2 separate regions of the Homo sapiens genome follow, and region 1 is linked to region 2. Evidence: chromatin loops called from intact Hi-C (ENCODE). Cell type or tissue: Calu3. All regions are shown on one strand. Each heading gives the region's core, and the rest is flanking DNA. Links, peaks and the distances in the headings are about the cores only. Region 1 has its middle 600 kb from the start of PCGEM1. Region 2 has its middle 760 kb from the start of LINC01821.

Region 1 (15,533 bases), core at 4,559-9,558, 240 kb after region 2:
CAATGGAGCAAATATGTATAACCAACCAATATGCTTTTAAAAAGATTTATTAATAATCAGAAGAATAAACATGTATAAATTATGCCGAATGGATGCATTATTAATAACAAGAAAAACAAAAACATATAAATTATGCTCAGTAGATTGCCAAAAATCATATAGTTTGATAATAGAAAGTTAGTGAGAGGATTTTCATTCACTGGAGCTTCTGCATATTGATTTATAAAATTGGTGCAACCATTTTAATAATACTACTGTAAATTCAAGTACTTACATAGCCCTTTTGCAGAAATGTTGTCACTTGACTTTCACTCCCCATAATGCACTATAGCACCAATATTTGCAAGAGCCAAACATTGGAAACAACCCCAGTGTTCATCATTTCAAATCAACAAGCTAATAGGTATTAATTCACATATGTCTGTTAAAATAAACTGCAGCTGCATGCGAAAGCATGGGTGTATATAGGGAACTCTATAATGTATAAGTGTGTGTGTGTGTGTGTGTGTGTGTGTATGGTATCTGTTATATATAAAAATATATATGGTAAATAAGCATATATAGTAGACATGTATAATAGCATAAGTATACAGTATGCGAGTATATATATATTGTATAAGAATATATATGGCATATAGTATGTAAGGCATATAAGAACACTATAGTATGAAACCATTTTTATTCAAAATCTAAGACAATAGCATGTTGTTTAGACACATTAACATGTTTTATATATTATAAGTAATAAAAAATTAAGTAAAGTAATAATAAACAATACAAAACTCTAGACAGTGGGTACATAGGAAGATGCAAATTATTGATAATGTCTAGTGGGTCCCCATATGCTCATTTTACTAAACATACCTACATAAATATTTGCTTAAATTATACAAGTCTAAATATGTATATGTTCAAATTATATGTATTTGTATATCTTACATAATTATATATCATAAAATTACATATCCTTTTGAAATATTCAAATAAATATAATAAATAATTTTTAAAATTGTTACTCATTTTATAAAACAATATGTTCACTGTTATTAATTAAACAATAAAGATTATCTATTTAAATAATTTACCCAAAGAGTATATTTGTCCAATATTTTCCAAAACCACATCTGATGTTACCAGTGATAACACTCTTGACTGCCTCCTTGACTCTTTTTTTGTTAAACAAAGATAAAAAATATGATCTTATTTTTAAAAGCAAGAATATAACTTTACTACATGTGTAATATACGGACTTCAAGCTTCAGTGTTGGGCAGAGATGCACACAATCAGCTCTGCAATGATAATAACATAGTATAAAAAATTTTCCTTGAAAGCATATAGAACTTCTCAATTCCTTTGTAAAGCACGCAATTAATTCATAGTATAAATATAATAACACTATAGTCATGTCTATGTTGATGTACACTGCAGTTTTTTTCAACTTAAAATGTTTGATTCATTTTGATAATAGCATTTTTATTTTGCATTGATTATAGGATCAAATAACATTGGCACTTTAACATAAAAATAATGTACATGTTTTTCTAAAAGATAGTGGCAACTTAGATTCACCTATAGCAATTTATATGAGTAAAATTTCCTATATTGTCTGTCACAGGTGGATATCATGAGTAAAGTGTATTACAACTTTATTTTGTCTTTGATTCATAATCTAAAATTTTAAAAATTTATTGAGAAAAATTCTGTGCCTTATCAGGTGGTCTAACTTGGTGAATGTTGTATATGAATATGAGCAGAATCTGTATGCCACTATTCATGGATGGGCTATGAATTACTGAGAGAGAGGAATTATAATTTCCAATTATTATTATGTATGTTTGTGTTTCTCCCTTTAATTTCATTAATTCTTGCTTTTTTTATTATGAGGATATACATTTAGGATTGAAATTTATTCCTGGTGAATTGACTTTTGTTGTTAAAAAAATCCTTCTTTATCTCTAGTGCTTATCTTCCTCTCAGTCTATTGTGTTTGATATTAAAATTGCCACAATCTTCTCGTGGTTAGTATTTACATGATATATTATTTTGTATCTATTTGTTTTTAAACTGCCTGGTTGGGCAGGGTGGCTAACGCCCGTACTTTCAGCACTGTGGGAGGCTGAAATAGGAGGAGGATAGCTTGAGGCCAGGAGTTCAAGGCTAAAGTGAGCTATAATCACACCGCTGGACTCTGAACTTCAGCCTGGGTGACGGAGTGAGACACTGTCTCAAGATAAAAAACAAAACAAAAAAAAAGAAAGAGTCTATTTATTTATTTATTGAGACGGAGTCTTGCTCTGTCACCCAGGCTGCAGTGCAGTGGTGCAATCTAGGCTCACTGCAACCTCCGCCTCGCGGGTTCAAGCAATTCTCCTGCCTCAGCCTTCTGAGTGGCTGGGATTACAGGTATGCGCCACCACACTTGGCTAATTTTTGTATTTTTAGTAGAGACGGAGTTTGACACCAGGCTGGTCTCGGACTCAAGATCATGTGATCCACCCACCTCGGCCTCCAAAAGTGCTGGGATTACAGGCCTGAGCCACCACACTCAGCCAAAAGTGTCTTATTTTTAAAGACTTCGTGTGTGTGTGTGTGTTTGTGTGTGTGTGTAAATTGGATGTAGTTGGATTATGTTTTGCAGGGTTAATTGCAATCTGATTCTTATAATTGTTGTTTTCAGATCATTTATATTTAATCCAATTTTGGCAATATGTAAGTTCACATATTTTTGTTTGTTTTAAATTTGTTATATCTGTTTTTTTCCTCCATGTTTCCGTTTCTGCCTCCTTTAGATGAACTGAGTATATTTTTAGTTTCCTATTTTCCATCCTTATATTATTATTTTAGTTATGCCTTTCTGTGTCTTTATGTGTATTTGTGTGTGTATTTTAGTACTTGTTACAGATATATCAGTATGGATATTTATAACTGTGACATATTCTATTATTTCTTGAAGAATTAGGAATTTTACAATAGTAAATTTTTAACTACTATTCCACTATTTTTTGCTTTTATTGTCAAATATTTTCTTGATAAACCCTTATACCCCGCAACACATTATTTCCATCTTGTATTTAAGTAGTCACTAGTCATTTAAATAAATATATAAGCTATACACACATGGATATGCATATATGTGTGTGCATGTGTGTGTTTGTAGTGTGTGTGTGTGTTAAAAAAAATTTAAAAGGCCAAATGTAGGTACAAATTTACTTACATTTGTACCCCTTCAAGTGTTTATCATCCCTTTGCTCCCAAATGGGGTTTCATTCTTATTTTTATTTTCTTAAGGCTAAAAGTTTTCTTTTAGCATTTTTCATTTTAAAGGTCTGCTGGAGACAAACTTTTAAAATGTCTTTATTTCACTATTTTTTGGGGGGGTGTTGGTAGGAAACTATTTTGCTGGCTATCAAAGAATTATCTTTCTATTAAGCACTTAAAATATATTATTCCATTTTATTCTAGTCTTTATTCTTTCTAATGTGAGATCAACCACCTTTTTTTTTTTCTGACTGATTTCATGACATTTTCTTCATTGTCGGCTTTCACCAATTTGACTATGATTTTTCTAGATACCGCTTTCTCCTTCTCCTTTCTGCTGGATAATTGCCAAATTTTTGCAACTGTGATTTGATGTCTTCCATCAGTTTTGGAAAATTATTGGGAATTATATCTTCTATATTCATTTTGACTTTATTCTATTTCTCTTCTCCTCAGATACCAAATATGCATATGTCATGTTAGGCCATTTGCTACTGTTCCACAAATATCAATCTTTTTGTTTGCTGGTTTGTTTTGTTTTACTCTTTATTGTATCAATATTTTTTATTGATCTGTCTTTATGTTCATTAATTTGTTCCTTCGCTGGATCTACTTGTTGATAAACCTCTCACAAGAAACCTCCATTTGTATTTTAATTCCAGCACTAAGGTTTGTCTCTTTTGAAACTTGCCATCTTTCTAATGTGATTTCTGGTCAGTTCATGTGCCATGTTGTACATGTTTTATTAGATCCCTTAACCTTTTAAATAGCTGCTGCAGCTCTTATTTCAGTAATAATAATTCCAGTATCTCAGCCGCATCTTGTATTAACTAATTTCATCTGGAAAATGAGTCTCACTGTTTTGCTTCTATAAGTGTCTCACGATTTATAATTGAACATCAGATATTATGTATAAAGGAATATTGGAGAAAGAAAAAGTGGTATTTTTTTTCCAGAAGAGGGTCATGTTCTTTTTGTTGTCAGGCCACTAATGTCAATATAGTCTGTAGATGAGTTGGGTTTTCACTGTGTTGTTACTCTAGTTAGATGCAGTTTATTACAGGCTTCAAATAATTTAACTGTGAAACTAGAAACTGTCTTTTAACAAGGTTTGAGAACTGAGTATCTACAGGTTTGCCCCTTTCTCCTGCCCTGCTTTTAACCTTTATAGATCCTATATACCAGTGCCTCTGGAAGATTTCACTCTGCTCTTATGACTATACTAGTCACAACAAGTCAGTTCTTGAAGATTATTCTCCTTCATTTTTCCACCACACCCTCGCGTTTGAGCAGCCTGTTGTAAATTGTGCCTTGAGCTGGGGGTGAGGTTTCTCTTAGCAGTTTGTCTTCAGTCTCAGCCACAGGCTGATTCTGCTTCATGATCATTGTAAGACCCTGCATCTGTCTTCTCTGATGCCCTTCCTCAGGTTAAATGGTTCCTGTCCCAAGCTCAGTGATAGGCCCAGAGGGTTTCTTTGTTTTTTGACACCTCTTTCACACTTTGGAGTTTTCTTGCCCTCCCCTGGCTATGAGAGACCACTGTTTCATGACATTCTTGATGGCCCAAAGGGCTTCTCTCAGTTCCCCTGCCCTGATCTTGTGAGCACTCAGGAAAAGGCTTAGAAAGAATTGATGGGTGGGTATTGACTCTCTTTGTGTCTGGGTTCCTCGGTATTATAAACCATTATGCCAACTCACACTTAGCCTTTTAAAATTTTGAAAATGTTCTATCTTCCTTCCTTCATCTATAGCAGCTTTCTTTACTCCAGCTATTGGGCCGTGGACAAAAGCAGCCAGAGGGCTCTTTGCTTCCAAGGGTGCCTCATCACTTTGAAATGTTTAGTTCTCTGACAGGCTTAAAAGCATGATTTTTGTAGGTAATATGACTTTTCTTATTCTTAAGCCAGAGCAAATTTGTCTTGTGACTTTCTGTACTAGAAATGAAAGCGGTGGAAGTCCTGGTCCATGATCTCAGAATGCACTCTGACAAACTGACCTCATTAGCTAGTTATTTCTCATTATTTCCATTTCCTTGTGTTATTTAAAAATGGTCTACTAAGAACTACTAGCAGCTTAAACTAGCCAATGGCAGAATATAGTCAGTATAACATAGCATGAAACATACAAAACAATTACAGGTTATGACATTCATTTGTAACTAGAACAGTTGCACAGTCATATTCTCCATATACCATAGCCTTTTAATACTTAGCTTAGATGAAACTCAATGATTTAACTATTGCTGGAAACAATCTCTTTCTTGCTGAATTTATTTCCTGAATTCATATTTGCATCTTTCTGTGTTGAAGTGACATGTATATGTGATTCTTCCTTGCATCAGATTATAACCCCATTAAAATTAAGGGTTATTTTATTCACCTCTCTATACTGATTGCATATCATGGAAACTGGCATCACTGATTAAATATAATTATAATATGCTCTAGTTTACTCTAGTTGGCAAATGTTGATACACTTATACATCATTATGTCCAATTTTTTTCTGATATATATAGATATATAAATTTTTTAAAGATATTTTACATGGACTGGAAAATTCACTATTCAGAGGAACCATATTGAGAAGGACTTCATTGCTTGAAGAATCTATTTACACAATGAAAATATATTCCATTGATAAACACAATTTGCGTTCAAACTTTACACACAATTTTTTTTTTTTTTTGAGATGGAGTCTTGCTATGTCACCCAGGCTGGAATGCGGTGGCACGATCTCAGCTCACTGCAATCTCTGCCTCCTTGGTTCAAGCGATTCTCCTGCCTCAGCCTCCCAAGTAGCTGAGATTACATGCGTGCGCCACCATGCCCAGCTAATTTTTGTATTTTTAGTAGAGATGATGTTTCACCATGTTGGCCAGGATCGTCTCAATCTCCAGACTTCTTGATCCGCCTGCCTCAGCTTCCCAAAGTGTTGGAGTTACAGGCGTGAGCCACTGTGCCAGGCCAATATTTTTCTAAAAATTGTTTATACACATAAAGGCATTTTAAGAAAATTTTTAAATCTGTTTTGTTTTTGGTTTTTTGTTTACAGAAATAAATTGTATACAATTTCAAATACCATAACATTAAAAAAGCAAAGCTGTTGCTGCGGTTACTAGCTGAAAGTGTCAGACCTTTTTCTCTTAAACTCTCAGGATCTCTCTGTCTCTGTCTCTCTCTATATATACATATACATACATATTTATATACACACACACACATATATACACACAACTATTTTTCTTCCCAAAAGCAGACTGCTTTCAAATATATTAAAAGTCAGATTAAAGAAGGAGAAGGAAAATACTTTTCTCTGAAAGAGAGATAATAAGTACCTGCCAGGAAAAATAGAGAATTGAATTGAATTGAAATGAAATGAAAAAAAAAAAAGTCAGTAACTTTGAAAGGGTTTCTTCAGTCCAGCTAACCATTCTTCTCATCTTCTGTCACTATAAAATGTTTTGCTGAAAAGAGAGGAGCTCATGATAATTTGCATTTGTATTACTCTGTGTGAAGGCTGTTGTGGTTTTGGATTGCAGGAGAGGTCCAGGTGAGACTACAGGAAACCTGTTCAGTTTATTTTCATCCTAGGAAGCATCTTTATATCTTTCTCTTCCTAAATATCAGAACAGCACTAAGGAAAACTTCTAAATGACTCCATGAGAGAAAAGGAGACTACAAAAAGCCCGCCCACTGCACCCTCCATGAGCTGCAGCCTCTGTGGAACGGTACTGAAATTCATTTCAATAATATTATATGCTTAAAAAATAAAAAAGTAGAGATTCCAGTAAAAACTTCCTTTGCTTTCTTCCCAATATAAGTTACAGAGAAACCACTCTTACCTCTCTGTTATCCCTGAACCCAAATGTATAATCCAAATATGTCCTATTTACCATACATCCAATTAACTATCTCTTGAGATGCATGCAAAAAATAACTCCATGGAATCCAAGGAGACAAAAATCATCACTCTGTTCTATGTTCTGAGATTTTTTTTTTTAATTGGAAATGTCAGAGGCGTGTGAAGCAGAGTAACTCCATCTTAAATAGGAGCTGGGTAAAATGAAACTGAAACCTACTGGGCTGCATTCCCAGACGGTTAAGGCACTCTAAGTCACAGGATGTGATGGGAGGTCAGCAGAAAATACAGGTGATAAAGACCTTGCTGATAAAACAGGTTGCGGTAAAGAAGCCGGCTAAAACCTGCCAAAACCAAGATGGCCACGAGAGTGACCCTGGTCGTCCTCACTGCTACACTCCCATCAGTGCCCTGACAGTTTACGAGTGCCATGGCAATGTCAGGAAGTTATCCTATATGGTCTAAAAAGGGGAGGCATGAATAATCTACCCCTTGTTTAGCCTATCATCAAGCCCTTGAGTCTACTCTGTCTTTGGAGTAGCCTTTTTTTTTTTTTTTTTTTTTTTTTTTTTTTTTTTTTTTTTTTTTTTTTTTTGAGGCTAGTCTCCCTCTGTCGCCCATGCTGGAGTGCAGTGGCACAATCTCGGCTCACTGCAAGCTCCGCCTCCCAGGTTCATGCGATTCCCCTGCCTCAGCCTCCCGAGTAGCTGGGACTACAGGCGCCCGCCACCACGCCCGGCTAATTTTTTTGTGTGTTTTTAGTAGAGGCGGGGTTTCACTGTGTTAGCCAGGATGGTCTCAATCTCCTGACCGTGTGATCTGCCCACCTCGGCCTCCCAAAATGCTGGGATTACAGGCGTGAGCCACTGTGCCTGGCCACCATTCTTTTATTCTTCTACTTTCTAAAAAACTTGATTTCACTTTGCACTATGGACTAGCTCTGAATTCTTTCTTGAGCGAGATTCAATAATCCTCCCTTGCGGTCTGGATCCGGAACCTTTTCCTGTAACTGAAATACATGGCTACCTCTTTTATCCCACCACTGTACTCTGGATATTTACTCAGCCCTTACCATACTTTATTGAAATGATTTGTTTATATATGCTTCTTATGCTCACCTTTGAGCTTCTTCATTTCTAGAATGGTGTTTTATTCATGTTTGAATGTATGCTATGTGTATCAGGCAACGTGTGGACACTGGAGATAGAGTGGTGAAAGGAACCTGGCCTCAAGGAATTTAATCCTGGCGAGATAACGGGATATAATTATGTCATTTGCTAAAGAATCCTGAGCATTTCTATATGCTGATTGAATTATTTTAAAAATACCTTTGAGTCGATTGATTTTTCCTTTTTAAATTTATATGAAGGATTGATTTGCAAATATTGAGGGAAAAAAGCCTTAACATAATAGGCACAGAGCATATGTAAATTTTAAACTAGTTACTAGAGCTTTCAAATCTGACCTACTTATATGCAGGTTTAATTTATAGGTGCCATATAATTTTTTTTTATTTGTAAATGTGATTCCAATAACATTATACCTATTTTATTTCAAACATATATATATATTTGACATCAGGATTTACTTCAAATCTCATTTCTCAAATCTTTAAAGCATTTTCAGATAGTCTCCCAAAATGTCTTTTTAACGGTAGGTATAACAAGTAATATGGGAAGTGTTGCCATGATTTTATGTCACCTCAGAAATGCTTTCTATGAGCTCTCAATTCTGAATGACACAAAATATTAGTTTTTTGGCAGGAAGAGATACAGGCATGTCACTGACATAGGGGAGCATAGTTTTATGCAGAAGTTCTAAGACTTGTGGACAAACTTTTACACTTTTTTATTGAAGCATCTCCATTTCTTAAATTATTTAGAATTAATTAATTTATATAACTAACAAAACATGAACTTTCCTATTATCTCAAATGCAAAGGGTATGGGCTTTATTTTAGATAAACTATATATACATATATGAGTTATATATGGGTTAACTATTACAGAAATACTAAATTTGATGGGGGAAATCATCCAAATATTAAAAGAGTCATTTTCAATTCCATTATCTAATTATATGTATTTAATGCACTTTGGAGATTAGAGAATGAGTCCCAGATCTAGCAATATATTACTTAAGGGTATTAATGTGTCACTTTTGACACATTTAAAACAGTACTGTTGCTTTACCTGAGTACCTCAAACCATCCTATATGTGACATTTAGTTACTTAATTTCCACCTGTTTTCAGATACTCCTTTGCTTTCCCTTATAAGCCAAATTTAATATGATATTGCTTATAAGGTCATAATGTCAAAACCTATTAATCTGGCGTTGCAATCAATTTATTATATGAGTACTTATTCTCATCTATGCTGAAATTTGTTTTTAAAACAACTTTTCAAATAATATAAGGTTAAAAACATTAACTCTCTGTGTCCGGCCATTCCACAGACATAAAGCAACAGCATGAATGAACCTGGAGGATATTACGCTGGCTGGAATAAGTCAGTGATAGATGGACCAACACTGTAAAATGACACTTACATGAGGTACATAAAATATAGAAGCAGAAAATAGAATGGTGGTTGCCAGGTGCTGGGGAGGGGGAAAACAGGGAGTCATTGTTTATTGGATATAAAATTTCAGTTCTACAAGATGAAAAAGTTCTAGAGATCTGTTGTACAACCAAGTGCCTTTAGTTAACAATATGCTACTATTTACTTACAAATTTGTTAGGACGGTAGAACTCATGTTCTTTCCACCAAAAAACAAACAAAACAAAATCACACATATGCACACACATCCAAAAACAAAACAAAAACACATAGAGACAGGAAACTTCGGAGGTAATGGAAATGTTTATTACTTAATAGTGATGATGGTATCAACCGTCACATGCATAGGTCCAAATTCATAAAATTATATACAATAAAAGTATACAGTTTTTATGATATATCAATTATACCTCAATAAAGCTGTTAAAAATCACTTGCATATTTGAGATCTCTTTAATAATTTGCTAGAGACTGCACAGATCAATAGTCTATCCTATTGACTTATTTAAGATGGTTTTTACTGCAACTTATATCTTTAAAGCTAGCAGACACCATAGATACACTGTAGCCTATAAATGTAGAACAGAGATCACCAGTTAGATGCTGTGCACAGATAAAATAAACTAAAATGTGTATGAAAGTTTTTAAATTGATTTAAAATATATACATGGCTAACTTTTCATGATTTTGAAGCAACTGGCATTAGCTGCTTTAGACAATGCTTGTAACACTTGGTATCTTTATAATCTTTCTTTAAAAAAATTTTTTTGGAAACATTGTAGAATGTAGTTAAAGTGTTACTTATTATGTAGTATATAATTTAAGTGTTAATTATTATAATGTTTTGAGTCTTAGATTTATTTAATAATTGTCTAATATAAAACTTAAATATAAATAAAATAAATAAGGAGAAAAAATCTGCTTTACCAAGTGATTCCAGGTAAAGAATTATCAATGTAAAACAAAATAATTCAACTTATCTCCACAGAATGGACTTTGAGCACTTAAAAAATCAACCTAACATGTATAAGTACATTTTAATGATTCTATTGATATTTTATCACCTATTTTGTAATAATTACATTACTTATTAGATAATCTAATGGAATAAATTAATGAATAAGTGGGAATATCATCTAACTGGTTGGCACATACGTAAAAATGAAGTTTAAAAACTGTAAAAATGAAGAAGCATGAATTGGGAGTCAATAGTGTTAGAATTCTGATTTCTAGAGAAGATTTGTGGAGAAAGTAAAAATAACATATAATGTTCCAGGCACAGTACTTAGTAAAATATGTACTAAATAAATTATAAACATTTTCATATTACTAATGATAATAAAAAATACTATATTCGGAAGCATCTTAAAACTCAGTCTCTGCGGGTTACAATAAAGTTCCAATGCAGTATTATTCTAAATAATATAAATAAATTTAACTCTCAGAATCAAACTTACTAACTCAACAGAGCCCAAGAAACTGAAAAGCATGAGTCAACATAATTACTTGTTAATAATGTAATTACATATTGGAGAAAGAATCAATTTATTAAGTTAAAGAAAAATACGTAGTTAATTATTTTTAAATGGAAGTTTGACTCTAGTTAAACTTTTGTCTCTAATTATTTAAAAAAGTGATTTTTAAAAATATGTCTTCTTATAACCTATCTGTTCATTGTTGTAGCACAGATTCCTGAACAAAACCTCACATCTATTAAATCAGAATTTCTAAATGGTGGGCCCTTGGAATATGAATGTTTTACTAGCTTTCAAGATGAATATTAGATATACTAAAATTAGAAATCATTAGCTCTATTTTTCTGTCCATACATACATTTATGTAAATATATAATATTCATATATAATAAAATATATTTTATTTTGTTTTATTTATTTAACCTTATCCCAGCCAAAAATAATAATAATAATTGGCAGGGATCAAATAACAAACATCTGCCAAATACACAGCAGTCAAGAACTTACATGCCTATGAATGTTTATTTCAGGATCCCAGACACTTGTGTACTGTGTTTCACTGACTGGGGTGTTAGATAACCTAAACCCAAAATTCTGTATATACTCATGGGAACAGTATATATTTCTGCTCTTAAATTTATTTATTTACCTTTCTACTGGGTTTGATTACAAGTTCCAGCTTCTAATGTTGTTTTGTGTCCTTACTTGCTTATTACTTTGTTCATTCTCCTTCTTATCCTCAGGATGCCTGGAGATTTGATTTTGTATTTTGTTATGTTTATTAATATTATGTAGAGCAATTTAATTCCATTTATGCTTCCCACCACTTTGAGTTCTATCTTTGGTTATTAAGTCCTGACTGAACTTGTACAGCTATGCAAAACAACCAAACACACAAAAATAAGGGCAAGACACAGACTTTCCTCATATACCAAAAAGAAGGAATTGGCAGTAATTTACCATGACTTTGAATGACTTTAAGATTTCAGTTATCCTTTTACTTCTCTAGTTTCAATATGAAAAGCACTATGGGGATTTTTAGTTGTCCACTTAGAGACTTATGCCACTTTTCTGGAAAGTAGAACTAGCTGTAGTCCAATCTGGCTTTAATTTTTTGTAAACCACTGTCTACACACACACACACACACACACACACACACACACACACAGAGAGAGAGAGAGAGAGAAAGAGAGAGAGATCTGAACTGACTGAAAGTTAAGAGAATTCAATGTAATCTAATGAACAAACCATAGGATATTCGCAATTACATCATTTTCTTTTATTTTCTGAATTTCATGTTCCTCAATGGACAGATGTAACAATACTTACCTTATATAATAAATACTTAGCAGAATTTCTGGAATATGTCAAGCATTAAATGTAATCTAGCTAGTTTATTTCAAAATTTTAGAACAAAAAGGGATCTTAAACCTCATCAGACATAAACTTGTCATTTTATATATAAAGAAACAGACCAAGAGAGGGTGCATTCGTTTGATCAAAAACATTTAAAAATAAATGAAGGGAAAGAGTATTCAGGATAGACCACAGTGCACTGTGCAAATGCAATCAACTGGGATGGCTATATTGTGATATGGCACCATTGCAAATATCACTTCTAAGGTGAATGTATGGCTGGAATTGATCCATCTTAACAACTACTCACATCTAAATTAATTTGACCACTTTGTCTCTGAAACTAAAATAATCTGTTTCTAGTGAGAGAATTCAGTTTTGATGGTTTGAAAAGGAAGAGTTAGCTACAGTTTAATATAAAGACACTTCAGGAAAGGCAGCCTTCAATCAAATTCTGCATAGCTGAGGGAATAATGGGAGAACGGTCATATATAGCCAAAGACAAAATATTTTGCTTTCTTAAACGGTCTTACCTATGTTTGATAGGCAGGATATAATTTTGACTCAAAAATGTTATCCTCATACAATAAATTGATTGTTGTCTGTTCAGCAAAATTTTAGTCAATTGAAAGCATTCTTTAGCTCTTCTACTTGTTTTGTCCTTCTGGAATCACCAAGAATTTTTCTAAGCACGTGCTGTGTATCTGACAATTGAAGGCACTTACAATTTAAGCAGGAGTCATCTAAGAAACAGCTTAAAATCAATACCAGAAACTAAAGGACAAGACAAGACAAGATTGATTGGTACAATTTCAGGATCTATAGGCCTCCAGGAAAGGAAGATCGCAGTAACTGAGGATGTCAGAAACTGCTCATGGAGAGGAAGAAATAAAGGTCCCTGTAAAAGGAAGTGCAGGATTTAAATTGATTTATGTGAGGGGGTATAGCTTTTCAGGAAAAGAAACTAAAAAGTAAATACAGAAAAATAAACAGAAATAAATGTGTTACTTCTTTAGGAATTGTTTTTAAGTGTGGTTGTATCCAATTCCTTTTCCTGCTCTTATTTATTAATTAAATATTATTTTTCACGAGGTCTTTATTCTTTCTCTGTTTTATTGGGGGGGACTGGTAAGCATAGAGATGATTATGTATAAAATACGTTATAGTTATTCTATCACAGTTAAACAAATAAATGGGCAAATTATATTAAAATAAAGTTTATAAAGTTACTCCTACACACACACACACACACACACACACACACACACACATAACTATCTGAAAAAATCCCAAATAAAAAATTGCAAGGTAACTAAAGAAGTTAAAATAATTAGCTATTTCATCCAGGATTAAGGATTTTGTTAAGGATGGTGTTTTCTTACATTATAGACATATATGGACCTAGATACATATATAATAGAGAATGAAGGAGGGAATGGAGGGAAATGTACAGATTCGAAGATAGGGAAGATAACTCAATGTAGAGATCCTGTTGTTTGGATATTTTGACCATATTTTTTTAAAAATAACATTTGCTTTTTATTTTAATAAAATACAGGTTTATTTTTGAATTTTGTAACCTACAGGCAATTAAAGAAAATAATCTCTGCCAGCATGCTGAAACCAACATGGTGAAATTAGCTGGGAGTGGTGGCAGGCGCCTGTAATTCCAGCTACTTGGGAAGCTGAGGCAGGCGAATCGCTTGAAGCTGGGAGGCGGGGGTTGCAGTGAGCTGAGACAGCGCCATTGCATTCTAGTCTGAGCGACAAGAATGAAACTCCGTCTCAAAACAAAAACAAAAACAAAAATAATCTCTGTCCCTGTATTCAAGAACAACTGCTAAAAATACTACACTATTACTTTTTACAGTTTTTGTATAATTGTTTTGTTTTTCTCTTTAAGATTAATTGGAATCTTACTGCATAAGTAATTATGTATATTCTTTTAATTTATTAACATATAAGAATGCTTTACTTTGTTATAAAATCTTGAAAAGCATAACTTGAAATATCCCATTTGACTGCTATGTCATCATCTGTTATCATCATTACCATTTTCATCATTCTAATGGCAGACACTCTATGTCCAGACATTAGACTACAGATTTATCAGAAAAAAATCTTGCTTAATTCTGAAAACAACCATTATCATCATTGGTAACAGGAAGAAAATAGAGGTGGAGTGTTTAAGTAACTTGCTTAAATCACTAAAAATGGGCATATCAAGGATTAAAAATAAGTGTGTCGGACTAACGCTGATCCACCTAACAGATGTTATCATTTCCCTTGGCATTCACCAGGATTTTGTGTAAATTTTCTTCCTTATTTTCATTTTTATCTGTTTCTTAGTAAATTGCAATATATCGATTATATTTTCAACAAATGATCTGAGGGAAATATATTATCTTTAACCTTCCCAAACATTGCAGATCTCAAAATATCTTTCACATGCACTCGAATCTAAATAAATAGAAGTTATTGAATAAAAAACTTTCCTTCTCAAAGCTCCGTAGATGTTTATTAATTTTTTAATTGAATATTTCAGAAGTTTGTTATTTCTTATTCTGAATGTTTTATAGTTTGAATAATTGTAGAGTTTTTAAAAATGTATTCCTATAACTCAAATATATGCAAGTATAGGCAGGAAGGTCTTTTAATGGCTGTTTGCCTGAAATATAATTAAATGTTTCATTTTTTCCATTTTTCTTTTTGGTACTATTTAGTACTATTTTTATTTAATATAACATCTTTATAATTTATCTATCTAAATTACTTTCTACTATTTTCAGTAGCAGTAATAATTGCTATCTTTCTAACATAGTCAATATTGTTTGATTCTCTAATTTGTTGAATTTTAGTAAAAAGAAACTTTGTCATGTTTCTCCTATGTTTCAATGTTCCAATTTTGCAATGTTAGTTCTTCACACTGCTCCATTCATTCTGCATTTTGTTTATTTTTTCTTTGTTTAAATTTGTTGTGAATATTTGACTGCTGCTTTTAGGCTCATTTTATTTTTTCCTTA
Region 2 (15,533 bases), core at 6,420-11,419:
CACATTCTGGGCTTGTTTGTGCCTGTTCTTCTCGGGAAGGCTTTCCTGGTATTTGAAGGGGCTTAGTTAGGCCCTTTGAGTACCAATAATGCCGTGGTTTTTGCAGACTCATGGAGATACTGCCTTGGTGGTCTTGGGTAAATGCTGGAAGAATTATCTGGATTATTGGAAGGAGTCTAGTTATTTTCTCTTATTTTCTTCCAAACAAACAAACTGTCTCTCTCTCTGTCTCACTCTGTGCTGAGACACCTGGAGCTGGGGGTGTTCTGGTGAAAGGACCCCTGTGGCCATTATCACTGAGACTGCACTGGGTCAGACTTAAAGCCAGCACAGTACTGGGTCTTGCCTAAAACCCTTTCCTATAAGGCCATGAGTTCCCCCAGGCCCCAAGCACGTCCAGAGATGCTGTCTGGGAGTCAGGGATTAGAGTCAGAAACGTTAGTTAGCAATTTACATGTTCTATTTTACTGTGGATAAGCTGATATTCATACCACAATATGAGTCCTTCCTGCTCTTTCTTCCTCTTTCCACAAGCAGAGGAGCTTATCCCTATGTCCACCACCAGCGCTGGTCCATGGAAGTTTTGCCAGATGACTGCTGATGTTCAATTGAAGTCCAAGGTCTCTTCTGTCATCTTGTGCTAAAAGCTGCCAGGCCTGGAACTCATCTTCATGGCTGTGCAGTCCTCTCTGGCCCAAGGCAGGTCCAGAAATGCTATCCAGGAGAATGGGTCTGAACTCAGGCACTCCAAAAGCCTGCTTGTTGCTCTATCCTACTGTGGCTGAGATGGTACCTAATGTGGAAAACAAAGTCTCCTTTACTTTTTGCTTTGTTTCTCTCAGACATAAGGAGTCTTTCACTATAGCCACAAGAGCCCACAGCGCATTCCCTGCATATCACTGCTGGTTATTCGGGGTCCAATTTCTCTTTAGTCAGCAACAACCAAGACTGGATCTTTTACTTCAAGGCAGAAGATTTCCTTTTGGCCCTCAGTGTGTCTAGAAATGTTGTCCAGGAGCTGGGATATGGAATGGATGGGGACCTCATGACTCTTTCTATTGCCCTATCTTACTGTTGCTGAGCTGGTATCCAAGATGCAAGACAAATTCCTCTTTACTCTTCACTATCATGTACTTATTCTCATTCTGTTTTTTTTTTTTTTTTTTTTTTTTTTTTTTTTTTTTTTTTTGAGATGGACTTTCGACCTTGCTGCCCAGCTGGAGTGCAGTGGCATGATCTCGGCTCACTGCAACCTCCACCTATTGAGTTCAAGCAATTCTCCTGCCTCAGCCTCCTGAGTAGCTGGGACTACAGACGCACACCACTGCACCTGGCTATTTTTTGTATTTTTGGTAAAGATGGGGTTTCACCATGTTGGCCAGGCTGGTCTCGAACTCCTGACCTCAAGTAATCCACCCACCTTGGCTTCCCAAAGTGCTGGGATTACAGGCATGAGCCACCATGCCCAGTCTCTCATCTTCTTACGCAAAAGGAAGGAGTCACTTTTATTGCTGCAAGATTCACTGCCTAAGATTGGAAAAGGGATGGTGCAAGCATTCTTACAGCTGTGCCAGCTGGTGTCTCCCTAGGTCATGTGCCATCCTACTACACTGGCTTTAAGCCAAGCCTAGCATTAGGAGTTGCCTAGGTACCACAGTCCTTGTGTGTTAGACTGCTTTTCAAGTTTACCTAGGAGCCCAGAGCCTACGGTGGCAAGGCTCGCCAAGAAACTCAAGTTCTGACTGCTGGCACAAGCGGTTCCACTCTGGCTAGAGCTGGTCCAAATACTCCCTCCATGCATGAGTGCCAGCTGAGCCCAGCATGGCTTTATTCTTCACTGTGACAGTGCAGCTCTGAGTTCAATAAAGTCCCCCAGTCACGGTCCTCTCCCTCCCCAAAATGTGAAGTTTCTTTCTCAGGGCTACTTGGCTGCTACTGGGGGATGAGAGAAGTGTGGCGTCAGTGATTCAAACCTGTCTCTCCTACCCTCCTTAATGCCTCTTTTAGCAATATGAAGTTCAAAATAGTTACTGTGTTTGTTCACCTAATTTTTGGTTCTTGTGACAATGTTTTCTAAATGCAGATAGTGGTTAAAACTTGGTGTTCCATCAGGGGGACAAATGGTGTAGGCTTCTCTTTTGCCATCTTGCTCTACACCTTGGTTTTCACTTTTGAGTACCATTTCCCTGAGCCATTTGGCCGGGTAAACCGTGACCTCCCCTATGGCTTTACCATTGGTAAAGACGCTAACTTGATTATCTTCTGCCACTCTTCTTTCCCAACCTTCCAGTTGTTTCAAACCCAGAAATATTGATATTATTGACATCTTAAATATCATAAATGGCATAGTGTGTCATAATTGCTCTCAGATTTTTTCTTATTCAAATTCTTATTCACTCCCACAGTGCCATTGTTCCAATGGGTCTTTTTTTTTTATGTTAGGATCACATAAATCTACCTTTTTTTAAAATTTTTTTTTAGAGACGGAGTCTTACACTGTTGCCCAGGCTGGAGTGCAGTGGCACAATCTCGGCTCACTGCAAGCTCCGCCTCCCGGGTTCACGCCATTCTCCTGCCTCAGCCTCCCGAGTAGCTGGGACTACAGGCGCCTGCCACCATGCCCGGCTAATTTTTTGTATTTTTAGTAGAGACGGAGTTTCACCGTGTTAGCCAGGATGGTCTTGATCTGACCTCGTGATCCGCCCGCCTCGGCATCCCAAAGTGCTGGGATTACAGGCATGAGCTACCGCGCCCGGCCACATAAATCTACCTTTAAAATCATATGAAAACTCCAGAAAGGATGATGTAGAAATCAATTTCCTAATTAAAATTTGTAGCTGAATGAGATCTTCCATGGCCTGGTTCCATGACTATATATGTATTTATTACACACCATTTTCCCTTCTCCATTTTCATTCTCCGTACAGCAGCTGTATTACTCTGTTTTCATGCTGCTGATAAAAACGTACCTGAGACTGGGCAATTTAGAAACCAAAAAAGGTTTAATGGACTCACAGTTCCATGTAGCTGAGGAGGCCTCACAATCATGGCAAAAGGCGAAAGGGAGGTCTTAGCAGCAGACAAGAGAGAATGAGAATCAAGTGAAAAGGGACACTTCTTAAAAAACCATCAGATCTCGTGAGACTTATTCACTACTACGAGAACAGTATGGGGTGAACTGCCTCGATGATTCAATTGTCTCCCACTGGATCCCTCCCACAACATGTAGGAATTATGGGAGCTACAATTCAAGATGAGATGAGATTTGGGTGGGAACACAGCCAAAGCATATCAGCAGCCAAACCGTATCAGCAGCCAAATGAATGTTTAATGCAAATTTGATCATCTGACACCCTGGCTGAAAGGCACTTCCAGTTTTCCGTTGCGCCTGAGATAAAGACTGAAAACAACTCTGATTACAAAATGCTAAATGAACTGGTCACAGAGAATCTCTGTAGGATCACCCAGTGCAATCTACCCACTTGTTTCTGTGGTCCATTTATACTCATCTTCTCTCAATTTTCCAACTTCCCTGTGCAACTTTTACCACAGAAATTCTGCTTCTGTGGTTCTTCTCCCAAGAAAAATTCTGTATTTCCTACCCCATATACCCTACTCCTATGTCACCTCTTTAACAATAAATTTCAATAAATATATTACTTCTCTAGGTTTATGATGAGCCATGGCACACTGTGGCCTTCCTGTTTTGTTTTGTTTTTTTTTTTTTGTGGTGTGTTTGTACATATTCAAACATTTCTGCTTCGCAGTTAAATAATGTGTAGATATGCTATGATATTGATATATTATATATATATATATGCATTTATAGAGTGGGCATATATATAACATCATTGCTATTTGTTTTTCTTATTCATTTATTTATTTTGTCATCCCCAGGAAACTGTAAGCTTCATGAGAACAGGGAACATACATTAGTTAAGTTAGATTTTCTCAGCATTTTATTGCAAGTACCAAACAGAATGTCTAAAGCTATGAGTTCCTGTTGCATCTGGAATAAGAGAATAAATTGCCTTACCTATTTTACATTCTTTATTACTCTAAAGATAATTTTGTGTGTATGTGTCTGCATACACGGAAGAGTTTTGATGATTTAGACAACCTGCAAATGCTTAAAAAATTAATGAGGGAATAAAATAGATGCCAGATGTTTCTTCCATTTGGCCACTGTTTGGATCCTGAAAAAAAAATTAGTATAAGCTTTTGTGTTTTCTTACTCTATAGTTTTACTTTTAACTTTTCTTCAAGAAACTATTCCAAAAAGAGCATGATAAATCTAAAGACATCCAGTCCCATGGGGGAAGAAAACAATATTAAATTGAATTAAAAGTTAATGAAATATTTTACTACTGCATTTTACCACAGCATTTGCAAGTTGTATCTGAGCATCCTAATAATTTTAAAACCACTATCCTCATCTCAATCGTGAAAGGCTGGGAAAAAGTTCTCATTTTATGATCCAGAAAGTCACTATGCAAAAGAAGAGAAATTAAGTTATAAAAAGAAGATACTGTATAACTTGCCTAATGGCCTGTAATCTGCTAAAAGTACAGCTGCAGTAGGCTGTTTAACAGGTGCTATGATTATGGAGCATAGCAAACATGTTAGGCTTTGTAGTGCATTTAATACCTTATAAACAATTGGACTAATTTGGACAAGGCTAACAGATTAGTTCAAATGACACTCTTGTAAAAGGTCTGTGATTATGTTGCACAAATTTGACTGAAATTTTAAACTTAGCAAGGTACTCAGCTTTAAAATGACTAGAATACTATTTTTTAATATTCCAGCACTGATTTCTAATGTTATTCCCTTCATATATAACACCGTACTTTTAAAAGGCAATAATCATTTTGAAGGTATTCTCACAGTTTCCAACATTACAAAACCATGTATTAGAATGTTCCAATAGTTCTACCACAATAGCCCATGTACTTTTTGAAAATGGGCATAAATCCCTGCCGTGAAACCATCAGAGCAAATGATTTGGGGTTTTGCTGCCAAGCAATTAACCATACATGTGTTATTTAAGCACCTCTGAGTAAAGCGATACGATTTTATATGTAGATTGAAAGCCAATCACTTAATAATTGAAGGAAGCTTATCTGTAATGACTGACTTAATGGCAGAACATGTGAACCAAAGGAAGGTATAGCTTGCTTAATGTCAAAAAGAGAAAAAAAGAAAAAAGAAGAAATAAAAGTAACATATATAACAAAACCAAGGTACATTTTAAAAATTCACTAAACTTTAAGAATAAAGAACGGATACAAAGGTCATGTAGGAAAAACAAGAAAAATAATGTCTTCCGGCATGGGCAATAATACAGGAGCCACTCTATTGATAATTTCAAGAGAGGTATTAGCTTGATCAGTCTCCACTCAGAAGGTAGCACCTGTCCACAGGAACACATTTAAGAATTACTAGGCTGGGCGCGGTGGCTCAGGCCTGTAATCCCAGCACTTTAGGAGGCCAAGGCAGGCGGATCACGAAGTCAGGAGATCAAGACCATCCTGGCTAACACGGTGAAACCCCGTCTCTACTAAAAATACAAAAAGTAGCCGGGTGTGGTGGCGGGCACCTGCAGTCCCAGCTACTCGGGAGGCTGAGGCAAGAGAATGGTGTGAACCCAGGAGGCAGAGCTTGCAGTGAGCCGAGATCACGCCACTGCACTCCATCCTGGGTGACAGAGCGAGACTCCATCTCAAAAAAAAAAAAAAAAGTGCATTTCTCAGATGATAAGTGATGTTAAGCATCTTTTAATATGTTTGCTGGCCACTTGTATGTCTTCCTTTGTAAAATGTCTGTTCATGTCCTTTGCCCACTTTTTAATGAAGTTTTTGTTTTTTTTGTTGTTGAGTAGTTTGAGTTCCCAGTAAATTCTGGATATTAACACTCTGTTGGAGGTACCGTTTGCAAATATGTTCTCACATGTGTAGGCTGTCTGTTTACTTTGTTGACTATTTCTTTTGCATGCTTAGTTTATTTAAATCCCAATTGTTTATTTTTGTTTTCGTTGTGTGTCCTTCTGAGAACTTATTCATAAATTGTTTGCCTAGAGAAATGGCCATAGTTTTTCCTAGGTTTTCTACTAGAAATTTTATCTTTAAACTTTAATTCATCTTGAGTTAGTTTGTATATGGTGTAAGATAGGAGTCCAGCTTCATTCCTCAGCATGTGAGTATCCGTTTTTTCCACCACCATTTATTTTATAGCATGTTCTTTTACTAGTGCGTATTTTCATGGACTTTGTCAAAAATCATATGGTTGTAGATATGTCTTTATTTCTAGTTCTCTATTCTGTTCCATTAATTGATGTGTCTATTTTTATACCAGTACTGTGCTGTTTTGGTTACTATAACCTTATAATATTATTTGAAGTCAGGTAATGTGATGCCTAGAGCTTTTTTCATTTTGCTTGAGATTACTTTGACTATTTGGGCTTTTTTTCTTTGCAGATGAATTTTTTGGATTGTTTTACATAATTCTCTGGAGAATGACCTTGGTACTTTGACAGGAATTGCATTGAACCTGTAGGTTGCTTTGGCAGTACAATTTAATGATACTGATTCTTCTGATCCATGAGCATTACATACTTTTTCCATTAATTTGTGTCATATATGATTTATTTAATCAATGTTTTGTAGTTCTCCTTGTAGAGATCTGTCATTTTCTTGGTTAAATATATTCCTAGGTATAATTTTTAGCAAATTTTAAATGGGATTGAGTTCTTGTTTTGGTTCTCAGCTTGACTGGTATTGGTGTATAGAAATGCTACTGATTTTTGTATGTTGATTTTATATCCTGAAAATTTACTGAAGTAATTTATCAAATCTAAAAGTCTTTTGCAGAAGTCTTTAGAGTTTACTAGGTATAAGAGTATATCAACAGCGGACAGAGATAATTTGACTTTCTCTTTTCCAATTTAAATGTTTTTCATCTTTTCCTTTTGCTTGATTGCCATAGCTAGAACTTCCAGTACTATGTTGAATAGCAGTGGTGAAAGTAGGTATCCTTGTCTTGTTCCATTTCTTAGGGGAAGTGCTTTTCCCCATTCTGTTTAATGTTGCCTGTGGGTTTGTTATACATGGCTTTTATTATTTTAAGTATGTTCTTTCTATTCCTAGTTTGGCAAGGGTTTTTGTCATGAAAAAAATGACAAATTTTATTAAATGTTTTTTTCTCAATCTTTTGAGATGATTCTGTGGTTTTTGTTTTTAATTCTTTTATATGGTAAATCACTGATATGGTTTGAATCCTGTGTCCCCACCCAAATCTCATGTTGAAATGTAATCCCCAATCCCCAACAGGAGGTTGGGAGGTGATTGGATCACGAGGGTAGTTTCTCATAAATCATTTAGCACCATCTTCTTTGGTCACCATAGTAAGTGAGTTATCATGAGATCTGGTCATTTAAAAGTGTGTAGCACCTTCTCTCTCTATTTAAAATTTGCTAAAAATTATACCTAGGAATATATTTAACCAAGAAAATGACAGATCTCTACAAAGAGAACTACAAAACATTGATTAAATAAATCATATATGACACAAACTAGTGGAAAAAGTATCTCATGATCATGGATCAGAAGAATCAGTATCTTTAAATTGTACTGCCCAAAGCGATCCACAGGTTCGATGCAATTCCTATCAAACTACCAAGGTGATTCTTCAGAGAATTATGTAAAACAATCCTAAATGGGGTTTCACCATGTTAGCCAGGATGGTCTCAATCTCCTGACCTCATGATCCGCCCACCTTGGCCTCCCAAAGTGCTGGTATTACTGGCATAGCCACCACACCTGGCCGCCACACTCTTAAACAACTAAATCTCACAAGAACGCACTATCATGAGAACAGTACCAAGTGGGTGGTGCTAAACCATTTATGAGAACCCACCCCTATGATCAAATCACCTCCCACCAGGCCCCTGCTCTGACACTGAGGATTACAATTCTACATGAGATTTGGTGGGGGCACTGATCCAAACCATATCAGGCGGGTTTTTTTGTATGCAGCTTATGTTTAAAAAGTTTTTATATTTTTATCCATTCTGCCAACTGACATATTTTAAGTGGAGCATATAGCCCTTTACCTTTAAAGTTAATATTGATATGAGAGGTTTTCTTCTTGCCATAATGTTATTACATATTTGCTTTGCAGTCTCAATTGTGTAATTACTTTATGTGACCTGCACGTTTTTATGATGACAAGTATACCCCTTCCATTTCCATTTTTAACTCGTTTGAGCATTTCTTTTAGGACTGATCTAGTGGTGACAAATTCCCTTGGTGTTTTCTTGACTCGGAGCAACTTTATTTTTCCTTCATTTAGGAAACTTAGTTTAGCAAGATACAAAATTCTTGGCTTGCACTTTTTCTTCTTTAAAAAGACTGTAAATGGGACCCTAATGTCTTCTCATTTGTAATGTTTCTGCTGATATGTCTGCTGTTAGTCTGATGGTATTTCCTTCATAGGTGATTAGATGTTTCTCTCTTGCCCATTTTAGAATTTTTTTCTATCTTGTTGACTTTGTATAGTCTGACGACTATATTCCTTGATGAGTTCCTTCTTGCAATGTATCTCCCAAGAATTCTTTAAATATATTGTATCTGGATGTCTAGAACTTTAACAAGACCAGAAAAGTTTTTCTCAATTATTCCCTAGAATATATTTTCCATATGTTTTATTTTACAATTTTTCTGTTATCTCTGGAATAGTTACTACTTATAGTTTTGAAGGCTTTACATAATCCAATATTTATCAAAAGCTTTTTTTAAAATCTCTTTTGAATTTTTGTTCAAATAGGTTAATTTGAAAGACCTGCCATCTAGTTCTAAAATCTTTTATTTTGCTTATACTAGCCTATTGTTAAAGCTTACAGCTATATTTTGTAATTCTGTCAACACATCTTTTTTTCAGAAGTTTTATAAAACCATATATGTCTCTTCTTTCATATTCTGAATTGTTTTATGATTTATTTGTATTGGCTTTCAATTTTCTTTTGGGTCTCATTAAATTTCTTTAAAATAAACATTTTGAATTCTTTATTTGGTATTTCAAAGATTTCATTTTAATTAGGATCCATTGCTGGGCAGTTAGTGTTTTAACACTCTGTGTTTTCATTCTTCCAGGATTATCTCTCTGGTTCCTTCTTATCTGATTAGCTATCTCCTCTTCTCATTTTTGGATTTGCTTTCATTTGAGTAAGATTTTCCCCCTTGAGGGTGTGGCTATAATATGCATTGTGTAGAGTTCTTTGGCTTTGGTTCCAGGTGCTTTAGTGGCAAAGACTATGTAAGTTTCTTGGTTATAGATATCTTTTGTATGGTGACTTTCTTAAATGCTAGTTGTAGTAGCAATTTGCTGGACATGTGAGTGTGCTCACTGCCTCCTGTGGAGTCAGAATGGGGAGGTCTCAGGAAGCTTATCTCATTCCCTAGTGCTGTGCACTGGTGTCAGATTTTTTGTTTGGTTGTGCAGCTTGATGTCTACACCAGTAGGTGGCAATATGGGTTGGATCTGGCTGCAGTCAACACACATCTCCCTATGCATGATCTTTGTTAACCTTGAGAAGCTCACTGTTGCCTCAGCCAATGGTGTGTCCTGTGAAATGGATAGTAGTCTCAGTTCCCAGCTTAGCCCTGGAGTGGGGAACCAAGCTGAATGGGGCTATGCCAAGCAGGCTCGCCTACATGTCACCCAATGGCAGGTGCAAACACCAGCTCCAAGGGGTGGGTATCTGATGGGCAGCTGCCAAGTGCCCAGACAAGTGCCAAGGTGTAGAGTGGAGATAACTCCACTGTCCCAAGTTGGCTCTCCAGGAAGGGAGGGGCAGCCTGAATTCATAATCTAGAAGAGTGAGTGTTCCAAATGCCCGGATATATGTCTGGGCATGGAGCAGAGGGGGTTCCAATGTATCCAGATCTCCACATGAAAAGGGAGAGTCAGCCCAGGCTTTTCCTCCAGGCAAGTGAGTACATTAAATGCTTGGAAGTACGCCTGGGTGTGGAGCAGAGATGGTACTGCAGCACCAAAATCTATGCACAGAAAGGGAGGAGAGGCTCAGATTCTAATCCAAGCAAGCAGCTGTGCTGAATGCCTGGAATTATGCCTGAGTGTGGATGGAAGAGGGCGCCACTGTACCAAGATTTCCGACCTGGAGAGAGGGATGACACAGGCTTCTAATCCAGTCAAGATAGTGGACTGAATGGTTGGAATTATGCCGGGGCATAGAGCAGACAGGGTGCCACTGCACTAAGATCTCTTCGCAGGAAGGAAAGGGCAATTCAGTCACCTAATCCAGGTGAGCAGGTATGCCAGTTGCCTGGAAATATGTCACCCGGCAAGAAGTAGAGTAGCTGCTGCAGAGCAGAGGAACTGCTGCTACAACTAGGTCTTTGCAGGGGAAGGGAAGGGCAGCTCAGGCCCCTATTTCAGGGAAGCAAGTGCTCTGAATGCCTGGAAATGTGCCCAGGCATCGAGCAGCGGGGGTGACACTAGATTAAGTTATTTGCAAGGGAATAAAGATGTGGCTCACGCTCCCATCTAAGTGAGCACAAATGGGATCCACCTCCCTCCCACTCCTCAGTATTGGTGGTGAACAGTCTTCTGACTAACTAGGATAACAGGCTGGGGCATCCAGTAATGACATATGCAGATGGTCCCTATGCCACAAAGCTGTTTCTCCTGGCCACAAATCACCCTGCCCAAGATAAACCATGGCTTCAGCAACTGTCCTCCCACTCCAGTCCAATGACAGGAGATAGCACAATTTTAGCACTTACTCTGGGGGTGCACTGCAACAGCCACTCAGTTCTGGCTGTGGGGGGCTCTTCCCCCACTACAGAACAAGCACTCCAATTTCTGGGCAGAGATTAAAATATCTACGGTGGCCACTACAGCTGGGTTGTCAAACACTGACTGACTTTGTCATGAGCCTGAATTGAAAATGGCATCCTTCCTTCAGTCCCACATCTGTGAAAAATGCCTGCAGATTTTCTTGGAGTGTTTTCCCTCCATTGTCTCCTGGCTTCTCCCCAGGTTCGCTCCAGGTCTTGGGAGAAACAAGGTGCTCACTAATAATTTGGTTTTCAAAGAATATATAATAAAATGAAAATATTAAGTTTAAAAGGCCAATAACACATATAATACTACATGTAAAGTGTAATTTTTACTTGCTTACATAATATATATATTTGTATATATGTATATGTATATACCTTTATATTATATATGCATGTAATAATTACATTAGAGAAATAAACAGTTTACACACTCTTTTAAAATATATATAGATTTTGGCTTTGTACTTTTCCATATCTTCCAAATTTTACTTATATGACTTTTACAATTAAAAAAACACATTTTATAAATTTGAACAAAGAGAAGATCATGAGAAACAACAGGGAAAAACAAGTCTCTCAGTGTTTTTGGATATATTTATATATGTCAAATTCCAAGCAAAGTGACATGAAAGGTGTATATTTAATGTCTTCTACACCACATTTTTCATCAACATTTTAAACAATATTTCCCATGAAAATACTTCTCAAGTCATGTAATGAAAGCCCTTCAAAAATTTCACTGGGAATAAAACAAGTGCATATATATTTCAGAAATATGAAAACTTGGAACAAGCAGACATTTTACCAGAAGGCAGAGGATAGGTGGTACATTCAGTTTGTGACCACAGAGTTAGGGTCACATTTGGCAAGGAAGTGAAATAAATGCTACTAGATATCAGAAGCTGACAGGGGAGGTGTTATAAATCCACAGCAGAGTAGCAGAGAGAAGGAAAATTAAGACAGCAATGGCAACAACCAATTTAATGGGAGATGAAAAAATAGAGAACGACTAGATGCATCTGATTTTTTTCTAGAAATTACATTTTTATGACAATGTGATGCCCTTTTCGAAGAAACATCTTATGGCTTTCATTTTTTTTTACCCAGAGAATTCTTACACAAGGTAAACATGATGCCGATAGAGGCATAGTGTCAATGTGTCTAATGCTACCAAGTCTTAGAATTAGGTGAAAGAGCATGACTCTCATTGTGTCTCATGTCTGGCCTTCATTCACCAGTTTTATAGTTGATTTTCTTGTTTGTTTGTTTTTCTGCTATATAGACAGAACAGGACTTAATGGGTTGTTCATCGCTTTTGGTTTTTAAAACCCACAATTTCAATTAGTCATGACAAAAACATCCCTGCTGATCACATCACTCTCATTACTTACCTTACCCTTAATGACAACTTTCCTTTGCAGTTGACATGTTGCTACCTGGCTTTTGTCACACTAGAGTGTCAACACTACCAAGAAAATCAATAATTTCACTTCAAAGGCAGCATATTCCACTGTCATTCTCAAATTGCAGAGAGAAAAACACTATAGCATTTTTCAAATATGCTGAATCTCTCTTCAAAAGATTTTTTTTTCCAAAATACCTTGGATAAATAAACCATGTTCTATGTCTTCTTCTGGAATGCATTTAGATAGTAACTGAGCAGGTCTAAAGAACCTGTTTAATTTTACACCATTGTCATAAATATTTAGATTATTTTGCTATATCAAACTGAAGGATTTCTGAGATCTTAACTTCATTTACCATAGGCATTACTGAATGAAGGTTATAGGCACACTAATCAAAACATAAATCTAAAAAAAACCCAGTTACACCATTTATAGCTGCTTGAACTAGCATATTGACTGAAAAAAAAATCTCTCTTCAGTTCATTTATATCAATATATTTAGTATAATTTAAAATTACCTCCCTGTATTTATCTAACACAAACTGTATAGGGTTTCATAGACATTTCTCAGAGTCTTACTGCTTTAAATTAGCAGTGTTGAATTTCTTTATTTTATGATCTTTGTTTTTGAAGTTATTGATGCAGTGGAGCTGTGGAAATCTGGCGCTAAGCATTGATCTAGAGGCTCTGGAGGAGGAAAGAAGAGAGTCATCAGGAGAAATGGCATTCCTTTTGAATGGGAACCCTTCAGGAGTGTATTTTTCTTTTTCTTTTTCCTTTCCCTTGACCCTCATACAATGACAACTGCCCTTGAGTATAAATATAAACTAAGGTGGAAATGAAGTGGAGGTAATTCAAATTGATAAGATCAGGGCTCTTCACATCTATTCAAGATATTTTTATAGTTGTGGTCCTGGAAACTCCATAGTGGAATTGTGAAAATGACCTTCTCTGATATTTTTAATTAAATTGCTTCATAGAGGTATGATTAACATTTAAAAGCGTACATATTTAATGTATATAACTTGATTAGTTTGCAGATAATATATACCCATGAAACCATCACAATCAATGCCATAAACATATCCATTGCCTGCAAAAGTTACTCTTTTTTTGTGATAAGAACATAGCATCAGATCTGTCCTCTCAGAAATTTTTAGGTATAGAATTCAGGATTGTAAACTATAGGCACTATGCAGTACATTAGAGCTTTAGAATCTGTTCGTCTTGCATAACCGAAACTATGTAGCATTTGACCAGTACTTTCCATTCTGACACTCCCCCGCTATCCCCTGGCAACCACCATTCCACTCTGTTTCTGAGTTTCACTACTTTAGATTCGTCATATAAGTGGGATAATGTGGTATTTGTCCTTCTGTGTCTGGCTCATTTCACTTAGCATAATGTCCTCTAGAATGCTCCATGTTGTTGCATGTGGCAACATTTTTTTTCTTTCTTTTTCTTTTTGGAGACGGAGTCTCACTCTGTCACCCAGGCTGAAGTGCAGTGGCAGCATCTCGTCTCACTGCAACTTCCGCCTCCCGGGTTCAAGCAATTCTCCTGCCTCAGCCTCCCGAGCAGCTGGGACTACAGGCGCACGCTGTCACGCCCGGCTAATTTTTTGTATTTTAGTAGAGACGGTGTTTCACCGTGTTGCCCAGGCTGATCTCGAGCTCCTGAGTTCAGCAATCCGTCTGCCTAGGCTTCCCAAAGTTCCGGGATTATAGGCGTGAGCCACCGTGCCCGACTGGCAACATTTTTTAAAGGTGAATAATACTCCATTTTCTGTATATAGCACATTTTCTTTATCCATTTATCATTTGATGGACTCTTAGGTTGCCCCCACATCTTGGCTATTGTAAATAATGCTGCAATGGACATGGGAGTGCAGATATCTCTTTGAGATTCTGATTTAAATTTCACAGTGACCAAAGAGTTAGGGTCACATTTGGCAAGCAAGAGAAATAAATACCCTTTATTGGAAAAATCATTTGCAAATATTTCTTCCAATTTTTAGATTGTTTTTTTCATTTTGTTGATTGTTTCCTTTGCGCTGCAGAAACCATTTAGTTTTATGTAATCCCACTTGTATCTTTTTACTTATGTTGCTTGTGCTTTTGGTGTCATATTCATGAAATCATAGCCAAAGCCAAGGCCAAGGTCTTCCCCTATGTTTTATTTTAGGAGTTTTATGGTTTCAGATCTGATATTTAAATATGTAGTCTGTTCTGAGTTTATTTTTGTGTGTGGTTTAAAATAAAGGTTCAAATGTATTTTTCACTTCTTTGTCTATTTCCAGTTTTCCCACCATGATTTTTTGAAAAGACTATTCTTTCCCCATTGTGTATTCTTCGCACCCGTGTCAAAAATCAGTTGACGGACTATGTGTGGATTTATTTCTAGATTCTCTATTTTGTTCCATTGATCTATATGTCTGATTTTATGCCATTTGTAATATATTCCGCAATTAGAAACTAAGATGCCTCCAGGATTTTTCTTGCTCAAAATTCCTTTGGCTCTCTAGCAACGTTTGTGTTTCCATATAAACTTTAAGACACATGTATATGTATACATATTTTTTTAATATATTAAATTAAAATATCAAATATACAAATACATTTAATATCATATATTCAATAATAAATATGTATATATTTCATATATATATATATCTGTGGGAAAATGTCATTGGTATTTTGATAGGGATTGCAATGAATCTGTAGATTGCTTTCGGTATTAAAGGCACTGTCACAATTTTAATTTTTCTTTTTTCTTTTTATTTTCTCTTTTCTTTCTTTCTTTTTTTTTTTTTTTTGAGACGGAGTTTCTTTCTTGTTGCCCAGGCTGGAGTGCAATGGCGCAATCTCGGCTCACCGCAACCTCTGCCTTACAGGTTCAAGCAATTCTCCTGCCTCAGCCTCCCGAGTAGCTGAGATTACAGGCATCCACCACTACGCCCGGCTAATTTTGTATTTTTAGTAGAGACGGGGTTTCTCCATGTTGAGGCTAGTCTCAAACTCCTGACCTCAGGTGATCCACCCGCCTCAGCCTCCCAAAGTGCTGGGATTACAGGCGTGAGCCACCGCGCCCGGCCCCCACAATTTTAATTTTTCTAACCAATGAACACAAGATATCTTTTCATTTACATGTGTCTGCTTTAAACTCTTTCTTTGTTTTATGGTATTCAGTGTACAAGCCTTTCTCCCCATTGGTTAACTTTATTCCTGAGTATTTTCTTCTTTTTGATGCTATTGTAAATGGGATT

What was found. A loop is a pair of places that touch in the nucleus more often than their neighbours do. Peaks named below come from ENCODE experiments on the same cell type or tissue, not always from the same donor. Only the 100,000 strongest peaks of a DNase experiment are listed, where the experiment ranks them.
Region 1: a loop joins it to region 2, with 2.0 times the contacts of the local background. A loop is called at or near these places in 2 of 110 quality-filtered maps.

What each region holds. Positions count from the first base shown.
Region 1 is chr2:193,339,680-193,355,212 of GRCh38, reverse strand. No RefSeq gene overlaps it. Among named protein-coding and RNA genes, the nearest start is that of PCGEM1, 600 kb to the right of the region's middle. In Calu3, for the core only: no CTCF peak of the experiment used is centred there; a DNase peak (open chromatin) is centred at 7,412.
Region 2 is chr2:193,578,800-193,594,332 of GRCh38, reverse strand. No RefSeq gene overlaps it. Among named protein-coding and RNA genes, the nearest start is that of LINC01821, 760 kb to the left of the region's middle. RefSeq lists a silencer at 9,464-9,593 and an enhancer at 12,963-14,162. In Calu3, for the core only: a CTCF peak has its summit at 9,505 (motif pointing right); a DNase peak (open chromatin) is centred at 10,152.